2 separate regions of the Mus musculus genome follow, and region 2 is linked to region 1. A link is a loop called in an ENCODE intact Hi-C map of the cell type or tissue named here. Cell type or tissue: gastrocnemius. All regions are shown on one strand. Each heading gives the region's core, and the rest is flanking DNA. Links, peaks and the distances in the headings are about the cores only. Region 1 overlaps Dhcr7 (7-dehydrocholesterol reductase). Region 2 holds the start of Cars (cysteinyl-tRNA synthetase).

Region 1 (15,086 bases), core at 4,442-12,441:
CTATGGTCCAGTAGCGTTCTACTGATGGACAGACCATGTATTGTTTATCCAGCCCTCTACTGGACAGCTGGGCTTTTCCATGCTTTAGCAACCTCAACTCATGCTATCCTTCTCACCCAGAGGACAGAGGTAATGAAAAGGAGGAAGACTCTGGAGTCCAAAGGCTTGGGCCCTGGGAGAGACAAGTCTCAAAGCAAGATTCTGCCTGGGAGAAAAATGTGACTTGATTCCCATGTGGTTCCCTACCTAACCTGTCCTAACTGTAGACTTCCATCCCTGTCCAACATCCGACTTGTGAAGGCTGCTCCTGCCTAGTGACCTCTTAGATTTCCTGTTAGAGAGGTTGCATTACAAAAGCACTCATGATCAGGACTATCTGGCAACCTGTGGAAGCAGTGAAGTCTAGGACAACCCCTCCCAGAAGCTACCGTGAAAGATTCCAGCTGTGTGAAGGAACTCCCTCAGGCACCCTATGCCCTCCCACTGGCAGCCCTCACTGCTCAGTCAGGTGGGGGTGGAAGGGGGGGGTAACCATAAAGGATACAATGTGACACACAGGTGCTTCCTGCTCTGTGTATCTGCTTCTATGTAACTGCTGCACCCTGACTTGAACATCACTCTGGGTCAGAAGTCTGCATCCCAGACAGGACCCCACTGCAACCCAACCCCAAAGCAGTGGACTGACCTGGAAGCTGACCCACAAGGCATACAGTTGGGCAGCTTTAGCTGTCACAGGTGGTGTCTTGGCCCAAATGTCTGCCAGACTAGCATGGCCTGTAGCTATATCCAATGCGGGGGCAGTCAGGGAGCAGCTGTACTGGTCACATGCCATGATGAAGTAGTACACAATGAATGGAGCGAAGAGCAGCAGGAAAATGATGCTGGCCAGGGAGAACCAGTCCACTTCCCTGAGAGAAGGACAGAGGGTGGCTACCATGAGGGCTCTTGTTCTCAAGCCCCACAGGGACTTAGAGACCCTCTTCTGTTCCTTGGACAGAAATGTCCCATCCCTTGGGCTCCATGGAGAACTCTGAGATTCCCTTTTGTCCCTCAAACCCCATGGTAGGATGCTTAAGACACTCTTCCATTCCTCTGAGACTCTCTTCTGTCCCTTGAGCCCTACAAGGCTCTCTGACATGCCCTCCTTGGGCCACATGGGGCCTCCAAGTTGCCCTCGGCCTCTCCTTTACACCCATTAGAACCTGGTGGAAAAGGGTATCAGTTGAGAAATCCCTCCAGCCAGGGCAGATCATTTATGCTGTTCCTATGGCAGCACCAGGTGTCCTGTGATCACCAACAAAAAGCCCACAGACCAGTACATGAGTACAGGGGGCTCTTCCTGACCCTCAGGGCCAGTGGCTCCCCAGGCCCCTTCCATTTAATACACTTCTTATATTAAGGACACTTAACACACAATGTATTCATATTCCTCAATGGCAGACAGAGCACCAAGACACCAACCCAGCTTTTCTGGGTTGGTGGCAGGGCTCAAGATGACTCTTAGGGCCTGGATCTGAAAGACCTGGATTCCTGGCAGGGTAAGTCCCAACTCTGCCCTCATGTGATAAGTTGCATTAAAAACATAGGCATGCTAAAAATAGGTTACCTTCATGGAATGAGCATGGGGTTCTTACAACCATCTCCCTAAGATATATCAGATTACATACACATACATATCTCAATGTGTGTGTGCTCGCAAGCACCCACATGTCAGAAATGAGATTATTTCCATTCCCAAGCACTTCAGGCAAGGAACAGAGCACCCAAAATGGCTTCTAAACTCTTCTTTCCAATTCTTCATTTTGTGGAGTGGGAAACAGCTTGCCTTTCATTTGTCTTTATAAAATAATCATTTTTTTCTAGATCCATAATATCCCTGAGACTGAAACCCTCGAGAGTCAGCCTCATCCTCTTGTTAGTAAAATAGGCAAGCCCCTTACCAGGCACGGCCCCATTGTCCTTGAGATCCAGCCTTGCCGTTGGGACTCTTGACTTTGGGAGCGTTGTGCTGGGATTTCGAAGCCATCAGGCCCTGAGGGAAGGAAGAAAGGCTCAGATCTTCCCAGAAAGTCAGACCCCACCAGGACTCAAGTGCTGACTAGAGCAGGCAACCTTTGTAGCTTTCTCAGTACCTGATTACCCCCAACAGATTCTGGGAGAAGAAAAGAAGGCACTTAGGTGTTTGCTGAGCCTGCTGCCTCCCACCCAACCTCCCCACCTCACTCATTAGTATCTTCCCCAGCTGTGGCAGATGCAGAGACTGGCTCCTCCCTGCTCCTCCAGACCCCAGGATCTTCACCATCTTTGAATATGGCTTTCAGCTTTCCTGATAGTACGCACTACTTCTCGAAGCATGTTCACAGATGTCCCTGTACAGCACTAATGTAAAAGGTCCCAGGTCCCCTTCTCAGTTGACTGTGACCAGCTAATGGCAAGCGGCTTCCCTCTATAACTCTGCTCACTGCACAGGCGCGTTTTGTTTGTGCGCTGTCCCTCTCCCTACAATAGAAGGCAGCTCACTATTCATCCCTCCCCCTTCAGGACCCTGAGGGGAGGAGGACACACTTCATAGATAAGGTCTCCAGGTGTCTCCCCAGGCCAGTGCTTCCCCTTCCCCTCTAAAACAAGTCTAGCTTGTAAAAAATTTTAAGATATCAAGGATTTAAAGTGATATCTTAAAAGCCCTCAGAGTGCCAGTAGAGAAGGCTCAGTAAAGCATTTACTATGCAAGCCTAAGGACCTGAGGTCTATCCCCAGCACCCATGTTAAAAAACCAGCCAGGCTCAGCAGCACAGGTCTTGCAATCCCAGTGCTAGAAAGGAAAGAGTAGCCTGCAGTTCTCTGGCAGGCAGTCTAGCCAAATCAGTCAGCCAAGAGTTCAGCATTGGCTGCAGCCTCAAAAGCTAAGGAGGAAAGAGCAAGGAGGGAGGACACTCAATGTTGACCATCGGTGGCCTCCCATGCGCACGTACACGCATACCCACGTGTGCACGCGCGCGCACACACACACACACACACACACACACCATCAGTGAAATGGGGCCAAAGCAGTGCTAGCAGAATGGTTCAGCAGGTTAGGATGCCTGCCACCAAATTTGACCACCTGAGTCTCATCCCCAGGACTATGTGGCAGAGAAAAATTAACTCGCCAAAGTTGACTTCTGACCTCCACTCTCACACCCCATGGCACACGTTCACCCACCCACATATTGTGCACATATGCCTGCATGCACACACCAAGGACAAACAAAGAATGGAAAGGGAACACTGGAGAGATCTGCCAGTATGAAGTCTGTTCTCCAGCAAGCCTGGCCTCAGAGCCTGTGCTGCCTGAATAGATCAACCTGCTTTTGACAGCCCCACCCCTGACTCCCTCAACCTCACCCCACCCACTGAAAACTATCACACTGCTTCCTGCTCAGCAGCACACACAATGCACTTGGTATACGCTCCCATTTACAGTCCCACACAACTACCAAAGCTTCCCTAATCTCCCAGATCTCTAGTGCCTACACTAATCACAGTAAACCCAGGGCCACGTGTCCACATGCCTTCCAGGAGTCTCCAAAGAGGGGACTGATATTCTTCTTGCCCTGACTCACAGATGAGCCCCAAGGATATAAAGCTTGGCACCAGCATCCCTTTCTGATAGTCTACCGTGCTAGGAAACTATGCAAGCCCATGAGACAAGAACCTCAGACCTAAACACGAGATACTAAAGCGCGCTGTCCACAGTACAGGCTGTCTGATTGTTTTTTTGAGTCAGGGACTTACTCTACAACCTAGACTGGCCCGAAACTCACAGCAATCTTCCTGTCTCTCCCTCCCAGTGACTGAGATGACAGATGTGATTTACCACACCTAGCAATAACAAGCACTGTCTACCATGAAACAATAAAAAGACAAAGATTGGCAAGATGGCTCAGTAGGGAAAGGTGTCTGTTGCAGAGGCAGACAGCCTGAGTTCAAACCCTGTTACCCATGTGGTGGAGGGAGAGAAGCAACTCTTATAGCTTGTCATCTGACCTCTAGGCCCTATGATATATTCCTTCTCCAAACACAGGACAGAAATGTGATGAAAATCACACATTGAATGTCTGAGTGGGGCTGGTCCTGTAGCTTACTTGGTAGAATTGGCAGAGCCAAGCCAACTGATAGTGCCAAGTGATAGTACACTCCTGTGTTCCCGCACTTGGAGGCAGGAGATCAGGAGTTCAAGGCCATCTTAAACTATAGATAAAGTTCAAGGCCAGCTTGGTCTACAGGAGACTCTGGAAAAAATACAAAAGTAACTATTTTAAATGTATGTGGAGGTCAGGTATCTGGTCATACCTCTGTCACAGGCACCGGATTCTGTAAAAAGATATAAATGTGTGGTGGCTGGGGAGATGGGATCCCCTTCCACTCCCGAGCCTCACTGAACAGCTGACATGTGACTGGTGCACTGTTTCCTTCATTATTTTTTTAATCTTATGTGCATGTGGATTTTGTCTACTTGTATGTCTGTGCACCACTCACAGAGGGCAGAAAAAAAAACGTCAGATCCTCTGGAACTGAAGAGAGTTACCAAGAGCTGTGAGCCACCATATAGGTGCTGGGCAAACCCAGGTCCTCTGGGAGAACAGCCAGTGCTTTCTGCCACCCAGCCACCTCTCCAGCCTATTCGTCAGCTTTTAAAACAGTACCTCACTTCCACTGCCCGTGCTCAAGGGCACTGTGAGCAACACACTCACCTTTGACCTCTGGGCTACAGGTTTCACAATAGAATGATGTTGTCTTTCTCAAAAATGGTTCTCAAAATGTCCAGGCTCAGAAGTCCCCCAAGGTCTGATAAATCCTTGTCCATATACTGAGCAACACCCTGACATAGAGGCCACAGAAACACCAAGGTCACCCAGGAGGCTGAAATGTCAAGGCGAATGGCAGATAAGGATCCACACTGTATGTGTCAGGGTCACTGTTGACATCAAGCAAGGGCCAGACTCAGGGCTTGGGGTACACCGAGTCCATCTAGGGGTGACAGAGCCATGTCAGCAGGAGCCTGAGAAGTCGAGCTGGGGCAAGTGAATGCAAAGTTCCAGAGGCTCAGGAGTGCTAGAGGGAGCACAGGTAGGCCTGACAGATAGTAACAGATTTCTCTGGGATGCCGACAGCCGCACCTACACATGTAAAACCATCCTGGCATTCACCCTGGAGCTGGCACATTCCCACAGAACATACTAGAAGCCACTGAGATGCCACAAACACAGAGTAGCTCAGAGAAAGACCTGGATTGGGAACCAGTTTTCACGAGAATGCAAGAGAATCAGGGATCTATTGGGTGCCCCATGGCACCTAAGTCTATGTCCCCAAGGATTTGTGATGGTCATCTTTATAAAGGACAGATATGGAAGGTTCACTGGTGCCCCATACGCTAAATGAAACCAACGGGCCAGGCATAGTGGTACTATCATCTTTAATGAGCGCCTGAGAGGCAGAGACAGATAGATCTTTGTGAGTTTGAGGCCCAAATGGTCTACACAGTGAGTTCCAGGTCAGCAGAGCAAAAAACTGAGACCCTGTCTTAAGAAAAGGAAGGAAAAGGAAACAACCTGACTCAGGTCAAGAAAGCTGAAGGCTTTGTTCAGCTGACCAGACAAAGCCACCATGGGCAGCATGGCCATGCAGCAACTGGAAAACTGTCCACCACACCTAAGGCAGTGGGATGATTTCAGTGACAATTCAGGAAGAGAAAAGCAAAAGTGCTCACCATGAACCTGATGGCTGTAGATCCAAGGGGAGGGGTTGTGTTGGGGCACCAAGGCCTGAGATGCCAACACGCTGTAATGGAAGCTGCTGCAGTCAGGGTGGTTGATCCAAAAAGCAGAACACCTGTCGCCTTGAGGGGTGACACCCAGCACAGAGGAAGGTGACAGGCCATTCTTCTACATGGGCATGTGGCCTTGAGCTTACTGTGTAGCCAAGAATAACCTTAAATTTCTAACCCATCTGGCTTCATTTCCTATGTATTAGTGGTTACATGTTTGTGTCAGTTTTTAATAATTTATTTATCCATCCTTCTTATGGAAAGGAGCATGTGTGGAGGCGAGGAGACAGCTATGACATCAGCAGGAAGCACCAAGCCGGGGCATGGCAAACCTAAACAAGCCTTTCAGCATTTCTCAAGGTCTGGGGAAGTATGTCATGGGAGTGGACTCTCCTCCCACAGACCCACGTGGGCTGGCTTGGCCTGGCTTATGGGTGGCCTCCAGGCAGTGAGAAACTCATTCGGGCAGTGCTAGGGAAAGGCAAGCCTTTTAGATCTCTCCTTGGAAAGGATATGAGACATCACCAGACCCTAGTGGTCACAGCTCGGTCATTCCACACCCTGAAGGGGCAACAAAAAGGTGTCTACAAGGAGCTGCCGCCTGATGCTAGAGCTACAATCCATTCAGCATTTGCCGAGTGCCAGGAGCCCAGCCCACCGGAAGAATGAATAATGTTCACAGATGGGACGATGGGGAAAGAACAAGGCAGGGCAATCCGGTGACTGCTCATGCAGCCTACCAGACAAGGCTGGGCCTGGTGCTCCACTTTGGCACACAGGGAGGCTGTGCAGTAACAATGGCATGGTTAACTTTGCATTACCAGATTCCAGGGATCTTCCATACAGAGAAGCATCTATGTCGCCGGAATATTCCAGAAACAGTAGGGTAATGAATCTGGAGATCTGTTAGCCTCAGGTTGGATTTTAAGATGGAAAGGTAGGAAATCCTGGAAATGGGTGTATGGCGAGAAGCATGTCCCCCTACGTGTACCAATGGGAATTTATCCTGGGTAATACTTGGGGCTTTGGCAGCAGGCAGACACAAGATCCTCCTGCAGTGCTCTGTATAGACACGTAAACTTCTGTCACACCCACTGACAATCACCAAAGAAATCAGATGCTCTGGCACTCAGTGCTAGAAAGATCCGGCTCTGCAGGTGTTAGCGGGGACAAGTCACCGAATTGCCCTGTATTACGGAAGGACCTGGAAGACTATAGATAGCATTACAAACGTTGGCATGTTGGGGTTTCCTCGATTTTTCTAGCAGAAGAGCTTCTGTAATTAAATGGCATGTGGGGATTCACTAGGCCCACCACTTTCCCCAGGTCAGGGAGGCTGGCTTCTGGAGTGACCCAAGGCTGGTAAGCTCTGCACAGGGGATACAGAGGATCCTCTCCAGCAGAACACAGAACTGTGGTCTGACTATCTTGAAAGCTTGAGGTCCCTGTGGAGGAACAGCAATTCCTGAAGCCCCCAGAAATGAGTCCAATGAGGAAGGAAATGACCAGAGATTTGGAATAATCTCTGGTTCTAATCGAAGCTATAAGATCTCTGCTTTTCAGAAGTTCCAAAATATACGTCTGATGTGAAACCAAAAGTGTTTTCTCCTCCCTCAAGTCCATCCCAGGCCTCATTACCCTTCCAGATTGTTCCACAAATTCTCATTTATATAATCTACTGTCCCTCCTTTATATCCAAATGGTTTTTGTTGTTGTTTTTGTTTTGTTTTGTTTTTACCAAATTCTTTGGTAGCAGGGCTTTACCATACACTACTAGGTGTACCTCTTTCTGGCATGCAGCATGCAGGCCCTCTCTATACCCATCAACTACTTTGTTTTTGTTTGTTTTAAAGAGCAATTTCAAAAAGATTCTATCAAAGTAGCTCAAAAATTAAAGATGTTCATTTGTTTGAATTCTTCCTTTGAAAACCATCTCGATCTTTAAGGGCACAGGGGACTCTCCACAACCTGGGGAGGCCAGGTATGCCTAGATCGTCCTGTGATCCTTATGCCAGTGGGCAATCCATCTATCTCCTGAGAGAATAATAGAATCATTCAAATCCAATTAAGAGATTCTCCAGGTTGTATATGCTCTGGGATAGGAGAATGGGTCAAGGGGTGAGTTTATACTTGCCCCTCTACATTCTAGCATTCGAAGGTACCCCAGGGAGCTGGATCCTCATCTCACAGGAGATGGTTGCCTCCACCTCCATACCTCATCACAGGTGCACCTGACCATCTGGGCAAAGCATCCCCCCTCCTACTCGGCCTTCAGGCCCCCTCCCTCAGCACACATCTCCCCAAACCAGAACACATAGATCTCTCTCCTGTGCACACGCCTCTAAATCTGCACATCTGTTCGACAATCTACCTAAAACCTGTGCAAACACACATACCCTCATCTACATACACATCTCCTGCCGCCCCCGCAATTGCACAAACTGCCTCCTTCCTGAATACTCACTCTCTTCTTTTATACATACGGTCCACTCTTCTGCACTCTCGACGCTTCCCCCCCCCCGCCCCCACTCACACACACATCTGTGCGCACCGTCCTTCTCCTGCACTCTGGCCTGGTCCGTGCACACGAATTCTCACCTGAGTGCGGAATCCAGGCGGCTGATCCACGCTCTCCAGCAGTGTTCTAAGTGCCTGCCTGAAGCTCCGCCCCAGATGATGTGAGGTCACAGACGACCAATCGGAAGTGGATTTCGCGAGCTGCGTCCTGTGATTGGTGAAGGCAGTGAGCTGACTCAGAGCCCACCAGGCCCGCCAGTCGGCGGCGGCAGTCTTGAGATTGACAGCAGGACGGGCCCCGCCCCACCCACGCCCCGCCCACGCCCCTGGGGTCGGCGGTCTGACTCCGCTTGGTGGGAGGAAGGATGCAAGTGTGGATTCTGCGGCGCAGGCTCTGAGCCTGCCCCTACCGTGCCTCATTTTACTCTGCTGCATAGCTCCTACCTGAAGGAGAGCATCTTGTGCACGGAACAACATATACTGCGGAGACCGAGAGACAAGACCAGACCAGATCAGCAAGGAAGAAGCAGCTAGCAGACTGTGAATGCAGTTGAGGTCCCAGCAGGACAGCCAAACGGGTCCCTTGGTGGGCAGGACTCAGTCATACCTCCGTGCCCCTAAGGGTATTGGGGAGCCTTAACAAAGCAGCTGTGAAGTTTCACTCTTTTCATCTTGTTCCTTCCTGCCACCTGACATTCGTTAGTTACAGTCGCCCTCTCCTGGCGAGAGTCTCTTCTGCAGCCACAATGAATCAAACTGGTAACGGAAGTGACTTCAACACTGTTAGCTACTGTCCATATGCTGGTGCCTCAGCTGCCCAACAATGTCCTTTATTGCTCTTTTTTTCCCCAGGCCCCGGGATCCAGTCAGGGTACACATTTGGATAGAATAATAGGTTGTACAGAATATACGGTCGGGACTGGAAAGATGGCTCAGCAGTAAAGAGTAGTGGCTTCTCTTCAGATAACAGGGTTCAAGCCCCAGCACCCACATGGTTCTTCAACCATCAGTATTTACACTTCCAAGGCATCTAGCGCTTTTGACATGCATACATGCATATGTACATACATACATACATGGTCACCCCTGGAACTGGAGCTATGAGTTGGCACATGGTACTAGGAATCAAGCCTGGATCTTCATCGAGATAAGTCAGTGCTCTTAACCCCTGAGCCATCTCTTTTGCCCCCATCTTTCTCCTGATTAATAAGTAAAATGAGCAGAGTGTTATTTTGAGACTGGTAAATGCAATGTTTCCAAACAACCTTCAACCCTGATAACCTAGCATTCATTGAGGACACTCGGGACATAGCATACTTCTTGGTAGGAAGAGTTGACTTGATTTCAGCATTCTTTCAAACTCATTAAACTATTACCTATCAGCTGATAGTCTTCTATCAAAAATTCAGCTCTTTAACTTTTGACAAATTAAAAAAAAAAAAAAAAAAAAAAAAAAAAATCTCATCCTGAGTGAGGTAACACAATCACAAAGGAACTCACACAATATGTACTCACTGATAAGTGGATACTAGCCCAAAACCTAGGATACCCATGATATAAGATACAATTTCCTAAACACATGAAACTCAAGAAAAATGAAGACTGAAGTGTGGACACTATGCCCCTCCTTAGAAGTGGGAACAAAACACCCATGGAAGGAGTTACAGAAACAAAGTATGGAGCTGAGATGAAAGGATGGACCATGTAGAGACTGCCATATCCAGGGATCCACCCCATAATCAGCTTCCAAATGCTGACACCATTGCATACACTAGCAAGATTTTATTGAAAGGACCCAGATGTAGCTGTCTCTTGTGAGACTATGCCGGGGCCTAGCAAACACAGAAGTGGATGCTCACAGTCAGCTAATGGATGGATCACAGGGCTCCCAATGGAGGAGCTAGAGAAAGTACCCAAGGAGCTAAAGGGATCTTCAACCCTATAGGTGGAACAACATTTTGAACTAACCAGTACCCCTGAGCTCTTGACTCTAGCTGCATATGTATCAAAAGATGGCCTAGTCGGCCATCACTGGAAAGAGAGGCCCATTGGACACGCAGACTTTGTGTGCCCCGGTACAGGGGAACGCCAGGGCCAAAGGGGAGGAGTGGGTGGGTAGGGGAGTGGGGGTGGGTGGGTAAGGGGGACTTTTGGTATAGCATTGGAAATGTAAATGAGCTAAATACCTAATAAAAAAAAATGAAAAAAAAAAAAAAAAAAAAAAAAAAAAAAAAAAAAAAAAAAAAATCTGCTGGGCAGTGGCGGCACATGCCTTCAATCCCAGCACTCAGGAGGCAAAGACAGGCAGACCTCTGTGAGTTTGAGGCCAGCCTGATCTACAGAGCAAGTTACAGAACAAACAAAGCTACACAGAGAAACTCTGTCTCTAAAAACCAGGAAAAAACATTTATTACTAGAGTGCTGTAGTTCTCAGCCTTCCTCATGCTGTGAGCCTTCAATACAGTTCTTCATGTTGCGGTGACCTCCAACCATAAAATTACCTTGTTGCTATTTTATAACTGTAACTTTGCTATTGCTATGAATCATAATGTAAATATCTGAAAGGCAAGGTATGTAAAATGCAACCTCCAAGGGGTTGCAGCCCACAGGTTGAGAACAGCTGCTATAGAATGGGGGAGTGGGGTCGGTGTCAAGTACTTTACCTACTGCACCATCTTGCCAATCCAAACCAACAACTTACTTTTATCAGGATGGACAAACGGGTTTTGTTTTTCTTTACTGACCCTGTGTTCTTGGGTCCCTTATGTGAGCAGTGAAGTCCTTTCAAATTAGATCATGTGAGTGTGTGTGTATGTGGGGGTTGGTTGGGGTGTTTGTGGATGTGTGTGTGTGAGGGATGGACGTGGATGTGTATGGGTATGTGTAACTTTATGCCTGTGTGTCCTTATATGTGGAGACCAGAGGTCTCTATCAAGTGTCTTCCTCTCTCTCTATCTCTATCTTGTCCTTTGAGATAGGGTCTCTCATTCTCTCATTGAAGCTCTCATTCTCTCATTGAAGCTCATCAATTGGCTAGACCTTTTTTTTTTTTTTTTTTGAGTAATATGTCTTAGCCTTGAGAACAGTTCCAAACTAGGTCTTCATTGTCTGCCACACAATGTACCAATCACTGAAAGGAGTTTTGCAAGATAGCTGGGGGGTGGAGATGAGTAACCGAATCTTCAATCCACTCTTGGAGGGTAGGATTTAGAAATATGTATGGAGTAGGGCACATGGCAATGAGTGGCATGGGGAAAAGGGCAGAGGTGAAGTGGCTTGTGGTCTGTGTGTGCATTAATAAAGCATGGTCTTATAAAGGCGTATGTTCAGGAAGGCTGTTAGCTTGAGCTGAGGTTGGAGTTTTCAGGCTCCTAATAGCAAAAGGTTCCCTATTGATGACCCAGATAAGCCAGTCAAAAGGTGGTGTGTGTGTGTGTGTGTGTGTGTGTGTGTGTGTGCGTGCGTGTGTGTAAGGGGGTGGGGTACCTGTGCATATAGGCTGGAATGCAACCTTAGGTGTCATTCCCCAGCACCTGTGGAGTTTTGCTTTGTTTTGTGATGAGCTCTTGCCAGCGTGGACCTTGTGCCAAGTAGGCTAGGTTTGCAGGCTAGAAGAATCCAGGGATCTGTGGTCTCTGTCTCCCCACTGCTGAGATTATGAGCAGTTGTCACCAGGCCAGCTTTTAAAAAAACTTGTTCTAGGCATCAAACTCATGTCTGCCTGCTTGCAAGACAAGCACTCAACCAACTGAGCTGCCTTCCTAGTGCAAGAGCAAGATGGTTTTGATAAAAGCAAACAACAACAAGCTGCCTTGAAGTCTCTGAACTGTAATGTGGCAGCCACTATCCTCAGACCTTCCATCAAGGGGCCTTCTGTGGCAGAGCTAGTGGACATAACTACGCTGCCTGACCTCCAGAATCAACCACATTTAAAAGTCTCCTAGCAAGTCGGGCAGAGGGATCATGGGGGCTGGGGGCATGGGGGGAGAGTTAGAGAAGTGAAAAGAACAAAGGCTCTGTAAGTGTAAGCTTGGAACCCTTCCTCAAAGGAAGTGTTGCAGCTCTGAGGTGGAGAATTTCCCCGGAGGGGACATTATAGCTCTGAACTCTTCCCCAGTGGAGGTGTTCCAGTTCTGAGGGGGAAGGTATCCTGTCAAGGAATACCGCAAAGTCATACCGCACCATAATCTCACACGAGATTATTTGGGAAAAATACTAGAGATTCAATGTCTCTGCTAGGGCAAAAGGCAGCAGGGAACTGAGCAGGAGACAGGCCTATAACTCCTCTTGGGAGAGGAGTTTTCCAGAAAAGAGATTTCTAGGGTGGGGACTTCAAGCTAAGTCCAAGGATTGGTGGGATTCCGTGCTCAGTAATTGGTAGGGTTTCCTGTCAAAGATTGATTCCCCCACCCCCACCCCCCTAGGGATTGGTGGGGTTTGATAGGTCTTCAAATCCTGAAGAGGGCTCAGATCTTTTCCCCTACAGATTCACTTTGCCTGAGACCAGGCCAGTAGCATTTGCTGTCTAGTGGTTTTCAGAGTGGAAGGCTGTCCTCCCACAGAGACAGATATTTCATAAGAATGTTTCCCAGGCCCCTGAAAGTTGCTTCTGAGCTGCCAAAGGTTGATGTGTGCAGCCACAGTAAAAAGCCCCAAGTTCACTTCTAGGTTTTGAAAACCCTCCAGTCCCTAAGCTCAAAAACCCACCAATCCCTGAGCTTAAAGTCCCACCAATCTTTGAGCTTTTCCCAAGCTTAAGACTTTAAATCCCACCAATCCCTCACCCTGGAAATCTCCACCCTGAAAAATACACCTTCCCCAAGAAACTCTACATAAAGCCTGCCTCCCACTCAGGTTTCTGCTGCCTTTAGGCTGAGCAGAGGCAGCCACCCTCTTGTGTCTTTCCTAATAAATTTCTTGTGTGAAATTTGCTATGCACTGTGAATTGTAGTATTCCTTGGCTTCCTACTGCCAGGAAAACTCCCACAGAGCTGCAGTACTTACACTGGGGAAAACTTTCCCCTCAGAGCTGTGTCACTCACACGCTGGCCCTTCTTTTTACAGGTGTCTAGCAGACGCTGTAGCCCATCTATCAAGACACATTCTAAGAACTTCATTCTTGACGCAGCCTGAAGGGTCTAGATTGGCTTTCCTCTGAGGGAGGAAGTGAGGCCTGAATCCCTGGGCCTGAGGAAAAATGGCTGAGGAGGAACTAGACCTAAAGAAGTTGTATCTAGATATGGAAGTCTCTACATGGACCATCCTTTCATCTCAGCTCCAAACTTTGTCTCTGTAACTCCTTCCAAGGGTGTTTTGTTCCCACTTCTAAGGAGGGGCATAGTGTCCACACTTCAGTCTTCATTTTTCTTGAGTTTCATGTGTTTAGGAAATTGTATCTTATATCTTGGGTATCCTAGGTTTTGGGCTAATATCCACTTATCAGTGAGTACATATTGTGTGAGTTCCTTTGTGAATGTGTTACCTCACTCAGGATGATGCCCTCCAGGTCCATCCATTTGGCTAGAAATTTCATAAATTCATTCTTTTTAATAGCTGAGTAGTACTCCATTGTGTAGATGTACCACATTTTCTGTATCCATTCCTCTGTTGAGGGGCATCTGGGTTCTTTCCAGCTTCTGGCTATTATAAATAAGGCTGCTATGAACATAGTGGCTGACACCATTGCATACATGTATTAGTCAGGGTTCTCTAGAGTCACAGAACTTATGGATAATCTCTAAATAGTAAAGGAATTTATTGATGACTTACAGTCGGCAGCCGAATTCCCAACAATTGTTCAGTCGCAGCTGTGAATGGAAGTCCAAGGATCTAGCAGTTACTCAGTCTCACGCAGCAAGCAGGCAAAGGAGCAAGAGCAAGAGCTAGACTCCCTTCTTCCAATGTCCTTATATTGTCTCCAGCAAAAGGTGTAGCCCAGATTAAAGGTGTGTTCCACCACACCTTTAATCCCAAATGAAAGGCATAGCCCAGATTAAAGGTGTGTTCCTTAACTCGGAGATTAAATCTTCTGGAATCCATAGCCACTATGGCTCAAGATCTTCAAACCAAGATCCAGATAAGGATCTCCAAGCCTCCAGATAAGGGTCACTGGTGAGCCTTCCAATTCCGAATTGTAGTTCATTCCAAATATTGTCAAGTTGACAACCAGGAATAGCCACTACAATACACTAGCAAGATTTTATCGAAAGGACCCAGATGTAGCTGTCTCTTGTGAGACTATGCCGGGGCCTAGCAAACACAGAAGTGGATGCTCACAGTCAGCTAATGGATGGATCACAGGGCTCCCAATGGAGGAGCTAGAGAAAGTAGCCAAGGAGCTAAAGGGATCTGCAACCCTATAGGCGGAACAACATTATGAACTAACCAGTACCCCGGAGCTCTTGACTCTAGCTGCATATGTATCAAAAGATGGCCTAGTCGGCCATCACTGGAAAGAGAGGCCCATTGGACACGCAAGCTTTATATGCCCCAGTACAGGGGAACGCCAGGGCCAAAAAGGGGGAGTGGGTGGGTAGGGGATTGGGGGTGGGTGGGTATGGGGGACTTTTGGTATAGCATTGGAAATGTAAATGAGCTAAATACCTAATAAAAAATGGAAAAAAAAAGTTGTATCTACTTTGATTGGTGTTACCCAAACGCAAAAGGGACAGGAATGAGAAAGGGCTCAGGTTGATGCACAGGGAATCCAGACTGCTGTGAGCCAAAGAAGCAGGACACACCCATTCCCTCTGTGAGCTCTCTG
Region 2 (15,086 bases), core at 2,322-10,321, 230 kb after region 1:
GCCAGTCTTCTAGCGGCCTTCAGCTGAAGAGGTCTAACTCTCACCTCCTGCCTTGATGATAATGTACTGAACCACTGAACCTGTAAACCAACCCCAATTAAATGTTGTCCTTATAAGAGTTGCCTTGGTCATGGTGTCTCTTCACAGCAGTAAGACCCTAACTAAGACCTATGTGATACATTATTTCTCTGCTGCCCATGAAATGAACCAATTCAAGCCTGATTAGAGTACATATAGGCAGGTTTATTAGGAAGCTGCTCTCAGGCGAAAGTTCACTGGCCCCAAGGACTGAGGCCAAGGAAGTCACCATGGTGGGGGAGGAGAGAGAAAGAGAAAGGGTGTGAACATAGAGAAGACAGGAGGAGCGATGAGGAAGACCAAAACATCTGGTTTATATAGGGAAGAGCCTCTGGGGGAAGGGCAGTCCAGCCCCTGGGCTGGAAAGTTCAGGGTTACAGCAAGGGTATGCCAGGTAGGGACTGAGGGATGCTGAGAGAACCTGGAGGCCAGGTTTGCTTTGAAATATAAAATTTGCACCTCAGTCCCTTGTCCCAAGGGTACATAACCAAACAATACATATTACCAAGTATCAATTATTTTTTAATTAATTATTTATTTATGTTGAGACAGAGTCTCTTATGGAGCCATGGCTGACTTGGAACTCACTGAGAACTGCCTGCTTCTCCCTCCTGAGTTTCCAGGAATTAAGACCATGGTTGCCAGAATATATATATACCAGAATATATAATTGTATTTATTTATTTCCCTGCACACACACACAACACATGTCTTTTTCACCACAGGCATGCAAAGCCCACAAGGATCAAAAGAGGGTTAGGATCCCATGGAACTGAAGTTACAACCGGTTGTGAGCAGTTGTGAGTGCTAGAAATCAAACCGGTGTCCTCCAGAAGAGCAGCCGTGCTCTTGACCACCGAACCATCTTCCAACCTCAAAACGGAGCTTTTAAAAAAAAAAAAAAATTGTGAGACAGGGTCTCGCTATATACCTGGCTATGTTTCTAAAATAATACTTTCCATTTCTTCTCATAAACCTCCCTCTGATGGTGTGTCTTGGGAGGCGACATCAGGAATTAAGGAACACACAGGAAATAAAAGGATTCAGGAGAGAGTGTAACAGGAACCACCTGTTTCCAGGCTTGTGTGGCCTTTTGGAGAGTGTCTCAGAAAAAGGCGTCTTCCTCGCCCCTCTCCTCCAGTCGCTGAGTCCCTTGCCCCACCCTTTCCCTTGCATCTCTTTAATCTCTACTCGTTTTGCCCCGCCCCTCTACCCAGCTCCTCGCCCCTCCCACTCCCCCATTTCGTCCCGCCCCTCCCAGCCCTCTTCAGCAGCCCGGGTTTGCGCTTCTCACTGTCTTAGCCCTTTGGTGTCTATTAAGTTCCGCGCCAGCGTAAACCATAGTATTCTCCCATCATGCCCCACGTCGGCGTCAGTTTGCAGTTGCCTAGCTACTGGACATGCCCGGAAGACGACTGGTGGGGCGGGACTTCCGGCGCCGCGGTTGCATCAGATTCTGGAAGGCGTCTGTGGCGGCGGCCGCGGGTCTTGATTCCCAGTGATGGCAGGTTCCTCCGCGGAGCAGGGTGAGGTTTGCGGGATGACTGTGGAGCTCTGGGTACAAGCATGGCCCGAGTAGGCAGTACCGGGCTGGGGCTGTGTGGGCAGCATGGTCCAAGGAGGCAGTGCCCAGGCCAGTGCTGTGGCGACAGCGGTGGAACGAGTGGGTAATGCCAAGCGAGCCAGGGGTTGGGGGCAGCAAGACCCAGGGACTCAGTGCTCAGGTCGGGTCTGTGGGGACAACCATGGACTAAGTGGGCAGTGCCCAGACCAGTGATCCGAAGATAGTAAAGGCTTAAATGGGCAGTGGCAGGCAAAGGCTGTTCGGCAGAGGATCCCTGGGCGGGAAGTGACCAGCCAGGGCTCTAGAGTGGAGGCTATTGGGTTGGGCAGTGGCTAGGTCAGGGCTCTAGGAACAGTGCATGCCCAGGTGGGCAGTGACAAGCTAGAGATCTGGATTAGGCAGTGACTGGAGTGGGCAGAGATGGATCCTCAGGTGAGTAGTATCCAGTCCAGGGCTCTGGGATAAAACGTTCTCCGGTAAGCCTGTGGGGACAGCCGTGGCCCAAGTGGGCAGTGCAAAACCAAAGCTCTGGGGATGGCCAGCGTCTCAATGGACAGTGGCAGGCCAGGACCTGGGGGTGGCTGCCATGACTCCCTGAAGCTAGAGTACTCCTTGGTGGGACCTGACTCCTGTCTTGTAAGTGCCTCCCTTCCTCAGCTTCAATTTTTTGATTGGGTTAAGGCTAAAGTTTCCTTGGATACTCAGCAATAGGAGAGATGGTCCTGTTTCAAATAGCCTGACTCTAGTTGGTACCTGGATGAGACCTCACCACTCCCCCTCCTGCCCTGGCTGGACTTTGGGGGTAAGGCAAAGGCCCAAAGATTGTTTTGGTCTTCTGCCCAAGCAGGTGGGCGGAAGGGCACATGAGGTTGGTACTTAGGGAAGTAGGGCAGAGGAAGCAGGGACTCCGTGTACGCATACATGAAAGAGCTTGGGGATTTATGAAGGCTTTAATCTCCAGTGTGGTCAGCAGTCACCACAGAGACCTGTCCAGTCAGAGCATCACTGTCAGAGCATCATTGGCAATCTACTTTATTGCCAATTGGGAGATTCCCTCAGAAAGCAGTCACTTACGTCACCCCAGGGTAGACCTGGGCCTTGGCAGATCGCTGAAGAGCAGTGTCTTTTCTCATCTTTTTAGCAAGTGGGTTCTAGAAAGAGCAAAGGCCTTGGCCCATATCCTGGAAGGTGAGAAGCAAGCCTTCAAAGGCAGAATGCTTAGTGTAGGTTTTAGTCTCTGTGATGAAGCCAGAAATTAGATGTGAGCTCTGACTTCTCAGTTACCTGTCTCCAAGATCTCTCAGGCATCCTGTGGTGCTCTGTGGTTACTGTGGCCTTGCTGGATTCTGATCACCTGAGTACCCAGATGACAAGACTGCTTAGCATGTGCCTAGTGACAGTGGTACCTACCTTTGTATTCTAGCATTCCACTCAACTGGCATGCCTAGTTTCTATCTGCTTCACCCACAGCAGCTTTTGTAAGTCCACCTAGACTACTATAACACAGAAGCATGGCCAGCAGCTCCACCCTGAGCTGCCCAACAGGTCTAGGATCACAACTATGCCCATACTCACATTACAGGAAATGGGTCCTGCCACTGAGGGTGGTGTAGTCATAGGAAGAACTTGGAACAGTGCCAGGTGTGTAAGGACCAGGTCTGTCAAGAATGGGACTCTGCGACTCCATCCATCCATCCATCCATCAATCCATCCAATTAGACAGGGTTTCATATAGCCCAGGCTGGAATTCCCGATCCTTCTGTCTCCTATAGGGATGGCAGGTATCACAACACCATGTCTAGCTTCCTCTTTGGCTTTTAAGTAAAAGTGTATACATGATGTGCAGATCTCAGGGGAGATCACAAGTCCTGAGGGAAGATGATCCAGGAGTCAGAACTTCCATGAAAATCCAGGAATGGGTGTGTGGTGGCATGTGCCTGTCACTCAGTAATTTTAGTGCTCCAGAGGCAGAGGTAAGGGGATCTCTAAGAATTCAAGGCCAGCCTGTTTTACATAGTAAGTTCGAGGCCAGTCATAGATAATAGATACATAGTGAAACTTTGTCTCAAACAAATTAACAAAAAAACGAAAGAAAAAAGCAACTCAGAGAAGGTAGCCACTTTTAACAAATCCAACAAAGCTATGTGTGGCTACACATCAGTAATTCTTACACTCTGGGAGATGAGGCAGGAGGATTACCAGTTTGAGACCAGCCTGGACTACATGGGATCCTGTTTTAAACAATATAAAACCACTCAGGAACTGGAAAGCCACAGTACAGAGATGGCCTTTAGTTGCAACTTGAGGGCACTGGGGTGATTGCTTTTCCCTTCCTGTTTCCTCAGAAGATGGCCGAAGCTCTGAATGACGTGGGACACAATGTCACCCAGAGTATGGGATCGCAGGCTTATTTCAGGCCCTCTGATAGGTGGAGCTCATCTCAGGTGCCAGATTTTCCCCATAGCTTAACCACATAGTCTTCATAATCATGCCTAACATGTAGTCTGCCACAGTACAAGTCCCAGGGCAACTGCAACGGTGCCTGTGTTCCTTGTGACCCTTCCTGTGCAGATGAGCACCCTGAGGTCTAGAGAAGTAAAGTGTTCAGTCTGCCATCACCACAGCTAGAGACAGGCCAGGTACCCCTGGGTGCAGGGACTTCAGCTACCATGTAGCGACCCTTTTTCAGAATCTCTTAGAATGACCAGGTTGGTTCCAGTTGCCAGGTACAGGAAGTAGAAAACAGAGCAAAATAGACCTCTCTTTTTTTTTTTTTTTTTTTTTTTTTTTTGTTTTCTGTTTCAAAATGCTTTATTTTTACTTGGTCCAAGATGTGGGAGAGGCTCCAGGGCAACTGTCTAGTGGCTTGAGAAGTTCATTCAGGTAGAGGTCCTGTGGCGGGTTGGTGCAGAGCAGAGGAGGGAGCCCCTTGGAAGGCACAGAGGCCTCCTAGTCGTGCTTGAGAGTGAGGCGCTCAGATACTCGCCCAGAGATCCCTGGGGCGTGCCAAGTCTGCGCTGGTTGTGGCCCTGCCAGCCTAGGGAGGTCAGCCAGGTGGTTGCCCATCTTCTTGATGAGCGTCACCTCCTTATCCAGGAAGTGGCTTTCCAAGGTGTCACAGAGATGAGGGTCTGTGCGGGCAGAACCCAGGGCATGCAGATCCACGAGAGCCTGGCTCTGGTTCTTCTCCAGGGCCAAGGCAGCTTCCATGGCCTCCTGGGTTTTACCCCATTCATCTTGGGGTGGTTTCTGCACATCCTGGAAGGGTGCACAGCTCCCACGATTCTCCTGCAACTTGAGGAGACACTCGGTGCCCTCACTCTTCTCCTCAGCCAGTTTGAAGAAGAAGTGGCCTACGCCCTCCAAAACCACGTCATCCCGATCAAAACAGCACAGAGAGAGGTAGGCATAGGAGGCCTGCAGGTGCAAGTTGACCAGTGCAAGTTCTCAGCAGCTTCCACTTTGGTGGAATAATGGCTGATTCAGAGTATGGAACTAACCTCGAAGACAGTGCTAGCTGGTCCTAAGAGCCGAAGGCAGCGAGGAGATGGTCCTGGAGGCTGTGACTGGAGAGACTTGTAAGGTGGCTGGAAGCTATTAAAGTGTGAGTCCCCGGATCTGTTCCGTCCAAACACGGTTGAAGCAAGACACAGAACCATGGGACCTCCAAGGCACTGCCAAAGTGGACCTTTTTGAAGGATGCAGATATTTGCTTATCTTTGGCCTTATGTTCATTCATGGCAGTAGCCTCTGAATATATGAATGTTTTCTGGCATCTTGAGCAGCAGCTCCTGGTGGCAGTAGAGTGGGAACCCCATAGGGAACATATGGGAAAGGAGAAGCAGGAGCAGCTAGAGGGCCCGGGGGTGGAGGGAGGGGGTGCCCGGGGGCGGGGGAGGGGGTGCCCAGGGGTGGGGGTGGGGTGCTTTTGCAGGGAGGAAACAATCTGCAGGTGTGGTTACTTTTGGGACATCTGCAAGGTGAGGGCTTTGAGGGACCCTTAGCAATAGTGACAGTAGTAGACAGAAGTCAAGAGCAAGTGACGGTATAGCCCCGTGTCAAGTCAAGGCTTACCCTCTGGGAGCTTAGGGGGCTGCTCCAAGAAATGCTCTCTTCCAGTGTACTTGAAAGGGGACAGGGCCAGGTGCTGAGAGCGGTGTGAATGCTGATGGAAAGAGCCAGGCAGGGTGTGAATGCTGAGCGGGTGTGAATGCTGATGGAAAGAGCCAGGCAGGACGCTGCTTCCACATGTTAGGACTATGGATCATTGGAAGTGATTTTTGCTTCTTCGTTGTGCTGAGTGCCAGCTCCTGTGTAGTCTCAGTGGCTGATTGGTCTGTAGCTGTGTCAGTTACTGTCTACCTCTGGGACGGTCCCACCATCAGAGCGCTCTGCTCTTTGTAAGTTCAGGGGATGAGCTGCAGGTGTGCCCTTCTGTGGAGGCAGAATAGTTTGACCATGATGTTCGAAGGGTCCTGGTGACATCAAGTTTGCCGAATGGGCCTGGGAGGAATTTTTTTGTTGTCAAGCAATGAACAGTCAGGGAATGGCTTAACCGACTCCCCTGAGAAAGCTGACCTGTTCTAGGCGTTTCCTCCAGGAGTGTCTGCACAGCTCCAGCTGGAGCACCTTGCACATCCTCAGTTCCCCTTCTCACCTGCAGGCTTTGCTCCCTCACAGTGGTCTGGGCTGTGCTACCCAGAGCCTTTGGGATCCTGTGGTCAGGCACATTCCTCCAGGGAGCCTCTGGAGTACTTCAGTGATTACAATCATCGTAATGCAGGAGCAATTATAGTAATGACAGCAGCAAGCCTGGCGCTGGCTCTTTGCCAGAGGTTTGTAAAGCGTGTTAAGTGTAATTGCACTTAGAGCTCCAAGGCTTTATGAGGCTGGTGGTATTAAGTGTGCTTCCTTCTGAAGAGGGCAGGTGCTTAGCCTGCTGGCAAGGCCCATCTTCCAGAGCTCTCTGCAGCCCAGTGCTGTCTCCCAATGCTGGCCATAGCAGTTATCATTAGGGAACCTCGTGGGTACTTAGAGAGGAAAACAAGCGATGAAGTAAATATTTGGAGTTTTCCTGGCCATGGCTCAGTGGTCTCGGGGACTGCTAGGCAGGGACTGCCTTCCTTCTTGGGTAGCCTCTTTATCTGGGAAGAGATGTCCTGTTAATTTCACCCAAGTGGCCTAGAGGCAGGGTCATGAGAATGCAGTTGGAGGGCCCTCTTTGTAGAGCAGAAGGCCCAGATCTAGTTCTGTCACCTTGGCTGAGGGGCTGGAACAAGGGGTTCTTCTTCAAAGCCTACAACTGGGTCCTGAGAGCCTCTTGCTTAAAGAAGGAAAGGAAACTGAAACTGGGAATTGTAAAAGTAACTTTTATTCTCCTGTAATAATTGTTACCCCGAGGCTTACTGCCTCAGTCTACTAATCTAGGCCTAGAATGCTTTCAGCCTCTGAGACTTACTGCTGAATAAGCTCGCCCTTTCTAGTTCCTTCTGAACTCTAGTTGGCTGGTTCAACTCAGCTGCTCTGGTTCAAACTCCTCTCCAAGCTGACTGATTCAATCTGCTTTCTCTCTCTTGGCCTCTCCTGAACAGCTCTGCTTGGCCTCATATTAACTTTGGCAATATGTTCCAATCTTCTGGCCCCTTCTCATTCTCTGGCTCATTCTGTCTTCACCTGTCTCTATAAAACTCTCCCCATAAAACTACCTCCTCCCTTTTTCCTCTCAACACTGCCCCTTAAGTAGCTTCTCTTTCCTCTTTCTTCTTATGAGAGTCGAGCATATTCTATTCCATCAAATCTTTGTCTGCTTCATCACTCTGTCTGCCACACAATTTGACATCATTTTCAAACATGGGTGCTTCTTTCTACAAACTAACTCTACCTTCATTGTTTGGAATTAAAGCTGTGTACTAAGGGCTGAGTACTGAGGAAAAGATACAGGGCTTGCAGTGTCCCATAGGGTTTCTACTGCTATGATAGAATAAATACCATGACCAAAAAACACCCAGGAAAAGAAGGGTTTATTTTTTCAACTCTCAGGTGACATTCTGTATTGCTAAAGGAAGTAGGGTAGCAACTCAAAATGGGGCAGGAACCTGGAGGCAGGAGCTGATGCAGAAGCCATGGAGGGGTGCTGTTAACTGGCTTGCACCTTAGGGTTTGCTCAGCCTGCTTTCTCACACGTCCCAGGACCACCAGGGATGACACCACAGTGGGCTAGCTCTCAATTACTAATTCAGAAAATATGCCACAGGCTTGCTCCTAGGCCATTCTGGTGGCAGAATGTTCCCAACTGACGTTCCCTTTTCCTAAATGACCAACTTAGACCTAGTTGACATAAAACTAGCTAGGACATGATGTAAAAGTCCAGCCACGATAGAAGCTTAGACTTCTCTCCTCCTGGAGCTCATGCAGAACACTGCCTGGAGACTGTCCACTCTCAGGGGTGTGGGTGATGGCAGTCATAGCTGTTATATACCCTTTGTAGCAGGTGCCCCAGTGGAGGGGTCAGGTGTCCTCAGAGCAGTTCCTCCTGGCAGCCCTGAACACTCTTAGTGGGTTTGGAGAACTTAGGAAGGGATATGGTATTTCGCTTCTGGAAGCCATATTTGTTCCAGTCTACAGGCTTATGCGTGGCTATGTCATGTGCTGAGGGCTCTTCAGCTGCTACCCTCTCCGCAGCATGCAAGTAGCCATTTCATTAATTGATTAGTTTATTTTGTGGTGCTGGACATCAAACCCAGAGCCTTATACTTGCTAGGTGAGTACTCTGAGCTACATCTCCAAGAGATTTGCCTGCTTCTGCCTCTGCTGAAATTAAAGGTGTACATGAAAATGCCTGACCCAAGTTAGCCATTTTAAAGTACACAATCCCTGGCATTAATCCCTGGCGTCACTCACGGTACTGCAGACCACCTCAGTATACATATGAAGCCTTTCCTTAAGGCTTTAGGAGGGAACCTGACCTGCCCCACTGTCACCCTGCCATCCTTCTGCATGCCCACCCTGTGGTCCTTCCTCTTCTGGATGTCTGACACGCAGGAAAGGGCTTTGACAAACACAGCTGTCTGGCTCTTGTACCTTGGAAGCTTTCTGTGCGCATACCTGACATCCTGTGACCTATTTGTTTTTTTCTATCCTGTGCCCTCTTGCCTGCCCTGTCTGATGTTGCATCTCCCCTACTCGCTTGCCTGACATGTGCTGTTCTGCCTGCTTGCCTGCCTGCCTGATGTCATGGGTTGTCTGCCCTCTGGCCTGACATCCTGTGCCCTCTGTCTTTGCAGCTGCCGACTACAGGTCCATTCTGAGCATTAGTGACGAGGCAGCCAGGGTGCAGGCCCTGGACCAACACCTCAGCACGCGTAGCTATATCCAGGGGTACTCCCTATCCCAGGCAGATGTGGACGTGTTCAGGCAGCTCTCGGCCCCTCCCGCTGACTCAAGGCTCTTCCACGTGGCTCGGTGGTTCAGGCACATAGAAGCGCTCCTGGGTGGCCCCCAAGGCAGAGACGAGCCCTGCAGGCTTCAAGCAAGTGAGTAACAGCAGTGAACCTCTGCTTCAAGGTCAAGGGCATGAGGTGCTACAGGGCAGTGGATATCCTGCTGGAGACTCACCTCCATATTTCAGTCAAGTGTTCCTGTGGGGCAGAAGCCATGCTTGTTGGGTCTGGTAGGATAAAGTCATGTAACCAACATGTAGCTCAGCGCCACCTTTGGGACCACTTCAGGGCCATACTAGATGCTGTTACAGACCTGTCTTGGGGTTCCACTAATGCTTTGATGGGAGTGGCTCTTGGTTCTTGTCTTTAGTCCCATAGGTTACATTTGTTTCTCTTCAGATGCAATGTCACTAAATATTGGATCTGTATTCATTGACCAAAAAAATGCATAAGTCTCCTGTCTGCTTTGAAATGAAGTCAGTCATGCCTGTGGGTGCTGCTGGTGTCACTGGGCACAATTGTTAGGATGAGGAGGCAGGACTGGGAAGGCTCTGGCTTGGGACTCCAATGGTTTGTCATCTTGATCTGGCCATATGGGAAAGCTCCCTTCTGTGGGTGCTCCTTTCTGACGTTGCCTGAGGCCCTTGAGCCCCAGACTCCCTTGGCTGTAGTACACGTTTCCTTTATGTGGAGAGGGCTGAGTGCTGACTTATGGTAGTCCCTGCTATGGCCTCCTTGAGGCTTTGCAGGCTTGGGTTGGGAACTTGGAGCATGTTGAAGAGTCTCCTAGGGTCAGGAAAAGTCTTGACTTTTCTGGATTATCCCAAGTAAAACCCTGTCCCAGCCTAGGTGGGAGGTGTGGCTGCATAGTCTCGCCTAGACCTCTGCTGTTCCTGTATCCAGCACTGTCCCAGGTGTCCACTGTGTTCCAGATGTCATATATAACACCAGGTGTCTTCTCCAAAGATCTCAGGGAGTCAGACTGAACACTGTGCCCCAACTCCAAGTTAAGGCAGTAGGAAGGGGGGCCAGGGATGGGCCCTGGCCTCAACAGCCAGCCATCTAGGCTTCATTTATGGTTCTGGGAAGAACCAAATAGACATACCACTATCTGTGCTAGTGGACACAGCAGAGCATTGCTTCTCAGGGGCCTTGTGACCAATGAAGAGAAGGGCCTCCCACTACAGGCAGCCACTATCTACTGAGGCTTCTCTGAGGGATGCTGTTGAATGGAAGAGGGACCAAGGACAGCACTAACGTCCTCTAACAGGGTTGCCCTGCTTCCTCTAGCACCACAGTTGCCCACAGGGCCATGAGGTCCTTGTAATCTTGTGAAGAAAATGCATTAGGTCAGATCCCTAATGTAGAAACATGCAAAAGCTGAGAGAGGAGGAGGCTGGAGCTGGGCTGCCCATAACTGTTCACTGGCTTTTGGCAGGCCCAGGCTCCAGAGTCCACATCATGTCTCTGGATTAATGGTAGCTCTGTCTGCCTCCATACGGCTATGAGGATTAGAATTCTCCCTGTCCTGGGTGTCTTCTAAAGCATGCTCTCCAAATGAGAAAGAACACTTCCTCACTTCAAGCCCACAACATAGCCCACCGTTCTTACTGCTTGCTGTTCTATACATAAAGCATGTCCCATCTTGTCTTCACCACCCTTGCCTTCTCAAGGCTGAGGCCCTAGCAGCAAAGTATCCTCTCAAACATGGAAAATGTATGTGTTCTTTTTAGCCTTCATAGTTCCCTTCCTGAAGAGCCAGCCCACTTGTCACCATCCTTCCCTCTGTCACCCTGTGTGGTTCAGCATGGAGGTCCACTCCATCCTCGGGCTTTGAGCTTGCTTGGGGGCTCTCACCTGGATGTGGGCTCAAGCTCCTGCATTACCTCACACCCTTAGAGCTGGCCGTTGCTTCCCAGCAGCTTCTCCATCCTTGAACCTGCAGCCTCTTGCATCCTATTTTCAAAGTGTAGCTGTCTGCGTTACAAAGCTGCCTGTTTTGTAGTCAGTGACACTTGCAGTACTAGACCTGTGCCACCACAGGTGCCTGGCCCAGAGTGGGACTGTTTCAGAAGAAACCTAAAGAGGCTGACAACACCTAGGAAACTGCTGTGGGTCCTTAGACTGTGGGTTCAGGGAGAACCTAAGAACCTCTCCTGTGTGCCCTGTTGACCCAGAGAACCTGTGAAGGCAGGCTGTTGTATATCTTGCCCTGTTGCACCCTTTTCCAATCCAGAATGTGTCTCTGCCGGATGAGCTTAAAGCCTGTCACTGGGCTGTGGGTCTGTGGCAGCGTTCAATGTAGCAGCCCTTGGTAGTGTCTCTTCTTGTGAGAATCCAGCAGCATCTCCATTTTTGGTGTCACCTCTGGGTCTTTTGAGGAAGTACAGTTTCAGAATCCTCCCATCACATTGAGATACTTTCTGGTCAGGTACTAATGTGCTCAGGGTAAGCTGAGACTGAGCTTGGTGTCTGGTGAAGAGTTGGAGTTTCCTCCATCCCAGCCTCTGTCTGCCCGTGATGGGACCCCACACCTGGAGGAAGGAGCTCCTGCTTGCTGCTGACTGCTGTCTCCCCTCCCTCATATACCCCCACACAGTGATGGTCCTCCCCTTCATTCTCGTTAATAGCCTGTTAATTACCAGTCTCCTTTATTCTGTCTAGTGTGATCTGGGCAAGGATGGAGCCTGGGGATGGCCCGTGCCCTTAACAGATTTCTCTGTGACTTAAAGCAGAATCAACAGGTAGACCTATTGAGGTGTGGTGTCACTTATAGTCAATTTTGCATAGGAGTCAGAGGTGGCCAGAGGCAAGAGAAGTGTCCATGGTGAGGGAAGACCAGGACCAGGTCAGCTCAAGACCTTCCACCTTGCTCAGCAGAGGTGAGGGGGGCAGAGGGACTGGACACCAAGGTGCATTAAGGTCTGCCACAGGTGGTCCAGTGAGATCCATACTCGTAGACCTGCATAGGGGAGCAACACAGGGCCTGGCTGTCAGCAGGACTAAGGAGGAAGGCAGGTATGCCCGACAGAGCATGGGCAGGCTGTGGATGGTCATATGGTTTCCTGGTGGGTTTCAGTCAGCTTTTCTAGACTGAGATTGTGAGGCTTGAAGCATCACCCTTGTGACATCTCAGAGTACCCAGGCATGCAGATTAGGGACGTCCTTTCTAGAAACAGGTCTGTCTTCAGGGAAAGACCTTCAGGCCTCAGATAAAGAGGCCTGGGTCATGTATCCAGAGAGCAGGCACTGCCTGAGAGAAAGAGGCTAGGCTGTGGAGCCTGCCAGTGTGGACCGGCCTGGGTCAGGGTGGGAGTGCAACAGACTTGTATCCAGAGCTTAGGGTCAGTCTAGCTGTGGGCCAAGCCAGATATGATGCCAAGGACAGAGACAGGAGGGGCTGGAGGCTATTCTTACCTTAACCTTTGTTGCACCCGGTGACTTGGAGGTGGCCTGTGTATCACAAAGTGTCCACAGACTGTTACCTTGCCCAGGCAAAGGATCCTGAGAGCTGGAGGCAGCAAGGGCAGCAATGACACTGCCATGTCATAGTCAGAGCCTATGGAGACCCAGAGGCATGGACAGCATTGTGTGGGGATGGGTGCACGGCCAAGGGCTGGTGGGAGGTGTGTGGCATATCATGAGGGTGTTCTTGAGTCTCTCTGGAGGTCTTGTTGGAATGCAGCAGCAGAAGGTGAACTGAAGATCACAAGCCACATACATGCCTTTAAGCCTAGCACTGAGAAGGCAGAGGCCAGAGGAGCCTCCGTTTGAGGCCAGCCTGAACGACATGAGAAGTTCCAGAACAGCTGGGGCTACAAAGCGAGAATCTGTCTCAAAAGCACAAGTGCCATTGCTCAACCCTGGCGTTGAGAGCCAGAGGTGACCTGCCATGTGACCCATCTGTTCTTGTGCTTCCAGGTAAAGGCCGGCGAGTGCAGCCTCAGTGGTCCCCCCCAGCAGGGACTGAGCCCTGCAGGCTCCGCCTCTATAATAGCCTCACCCGGAACAAGGTAAGAAAGTTTGCACATGACTCCCATGTTCCCTCAGTTTAAGCTCAGAGTCCTTCTGTTACTCCAATGCTGGGCTATGGCCTCTGCATCTTCTGTTTCTCCTCTGCCTTGGCTTCTGCAACCCAGACAGAGCTGTGCACTGAAACAAGGGTGCAGATGCCTTGTACACGACAGTACTTTGGGGAAGTCTGCCTGCTGGCCTCTCAGCATTGGCCAGGCCTGAGCGTTCAAGGTCCTAACAGCCAAGCCAAGTGCTGGCAGCTTTCAGGAGGACTCATGGCTATCATACACTGTCCTAAGCGAAGCAGATTAGGCAAAGTGGCAAACCCGCCAGGTGGTGTTGGAGCCCAGCATGTGCCAGGAAGCCACTACAGCCTCTTAACCTGATAGGCTCATCATGGTTTGCTATACTTAGCTCACACCCATAGTGGCACAGGCTTCAGAAAGCTCTCCAGTTGTGGGATGGTGATTATTACTTTTTTATTGTTTTACTTCTAATTATGTGTATATGTGTGTATCTATGTGGTGCTATGAGCATGTGAATACAGTGCCCACCGAGGCCAGAAGCTTCAGGTTCCTTAGAGCTGTGAGCCACCCAGCATGGGTGCTGGGAATTGAAATCAGGTCCGTCAAAGCAGTATGCATTCATCTCTCCAGCACCCTGGCTGAGTGTTTGATCACATGCTCAGCAAGCAGGAGACATGTCTGGGACAGGTCCCATCGACTTACGTAACTCACTGGTAGTGACACCTCCCAGAGAAGTCTGTGACTGTTTGGATGCTCTGGCCCCTAAGCCGGGCTCCTCTGGGAAGGACAGACCTTGGCTAGCTGCTCTTAGCCCTTTGTTCTTTATCTGAGGAAGATGGCATCTGTGCCAACCTCCTGAGGTGGTTATCTAGAGCAGTTAGGATCCAGGCTGGTATTTGTTAGCTGCAATTCTTGCTAAGCCGACATTTTCACAACAGCAACTTTGTTCCCTTCTCCACTCTGAGGAAGAAGAGGAGGAGGAGAAGGAGGAACATTCCAGGGAGGGAGGGGGTGAGGACACCTCACCAGGCTCTCACTACACAGCTTACTGAATGCTATGACTTTATCAGTAAAACAGGAGACAGGAGGGTCTTGCTGGTTGTGGCTTAGGCCTTTGAGGTGGAGGTAGGAGGATTGTGAATTCAAAGCCAGATTCTGGCTCACAAATAAATGGCCCTCAGCCATCAGTTAGTGTGCTGTCTATGGCTCCTCTTGCTGTGCTGTGGAGTGTCTTGAGTTTCTGGTGATGGCATTCCTTGTTTTTTAACAAGGATGTATTTATACCTCAAGATGGGAAGAAGGTGACGTGGTACTGTTGCGGGCCGACTGTCTATGATGCGTCTCACATGGGACATGCCAGGTGGGTCTGATGCTGGGGATCGGTACTACTGGAGAATTAAAGAGCCTGTGTTGCCATCCTGGAGTCTACCCAGTCACTGTCTCTACCCCGGTGGATATGTGATGTATACATGCAGACCTAAGGTGTAGTGGGCCACGATCCCTTCCCTGACACACAGACACACACGTTAACGGTGTGACTTTTCGGAGTTAATGGCTGATGGGGTAAAAGCCATGGAGCCTGTCCCTAACACGCTGAATTTCCTTAGCCTGGGTGTCTGGTCCAGAAGTGCTGAGGGTCGCAGGTTTTCGGATTTTGGACCATTTTCATCTAAATGGGAGGTCTTGGGGATGGAACCCATACTAAAACCCAGCATTTACCTATGTCACGTGTATCCTATGTACATATTCTAAAGGTAATTTTAATTCTTAACAGTTTTGTTGATGAAATATTATAGCATGGAAGTTTGTCTTTGTGGCATCGTGTGGGTGCTCAGAAAACTTGGATTTGGGGGTGTTTTCAGTTTTAGGGTGCTCAGTTTGTTCATGTTCTTGCAATATCAAACTAACAGGCACTGTGTGCCAACTGGGGAACTGTGCTTTCTGCTGCTTCAGGTCCTACATCTC

The links. A loop is a pair of places that touch in the nucleus more often than their neighbours do. Peaks named below come from ENCODE experiments on the same cell type or tissue, not always from the same donor. Only the 100,000 strongest peaks of a DNase experiment are listed, where the experiment ranks them.
Region 2: it touches region 1 in a loop (2.4-fold over the local background); 1 of 42 quality-filtered maps calls a loop at or near these places.

Annotation. Positions count from the first base shown.
Region 1 is chr7:143,823,584-143,838,669 of GRCm38, reverse strand. It overlaps Dhcr7 (7-dehydrocholesterol reductase), which reads right to left. Exons shown (of 9, transcript NM_007856.2): 2 at 8,405-8,531; 3 at 1,941-2,032; 4 at 686-908. The coding sequence starts at 2,026. Among named protein-coding and RNA genes, the nearest start is that of Dhcr7, 8.0 kb to the right of the region's middle. In gastrocnemius, for the core only: a CTCF peak has its summit at 9,041 (motif pointing left); DNase peaks (open chromatin) are centred at 8,083, 8,559 and 9,038; H3K4me3 peaks cover 1,443 bases; H3K27ac peaks cover 1,882 bases.
Region 2 is chr7:143,586,500-143,601,585 of GRCm38, reverse strand. Cars (cysteinyl-tRNA synthetase) reads left to right here and starts at 1,496. Exons shown (of 23, transcript NM_013742.5): 1 at 1,496-1,604; 2 at 8,926-9,174; 3 at 13,003-13,094; 4 at 14,393-14,481; 5 at 15,075-15,086. The coding sequence starts at 1,580. Gm15579 (a long non-coding RNA gene) reads right to left here and starts at 1,482. Exons shown (of 2, transcript XR_870064.3): 1 at 1,373-1,482; 2 at 728-963. It also overlaps the pseudogene Gm15580. In gastrocnemius, for the core only: no CTCF peak of the experiment used is centred there; a DNase peak (open chromatin) is centred at 6,459; H3K4me3 peaks cover 885 bases; H3K27ac peaks cover 493 bases.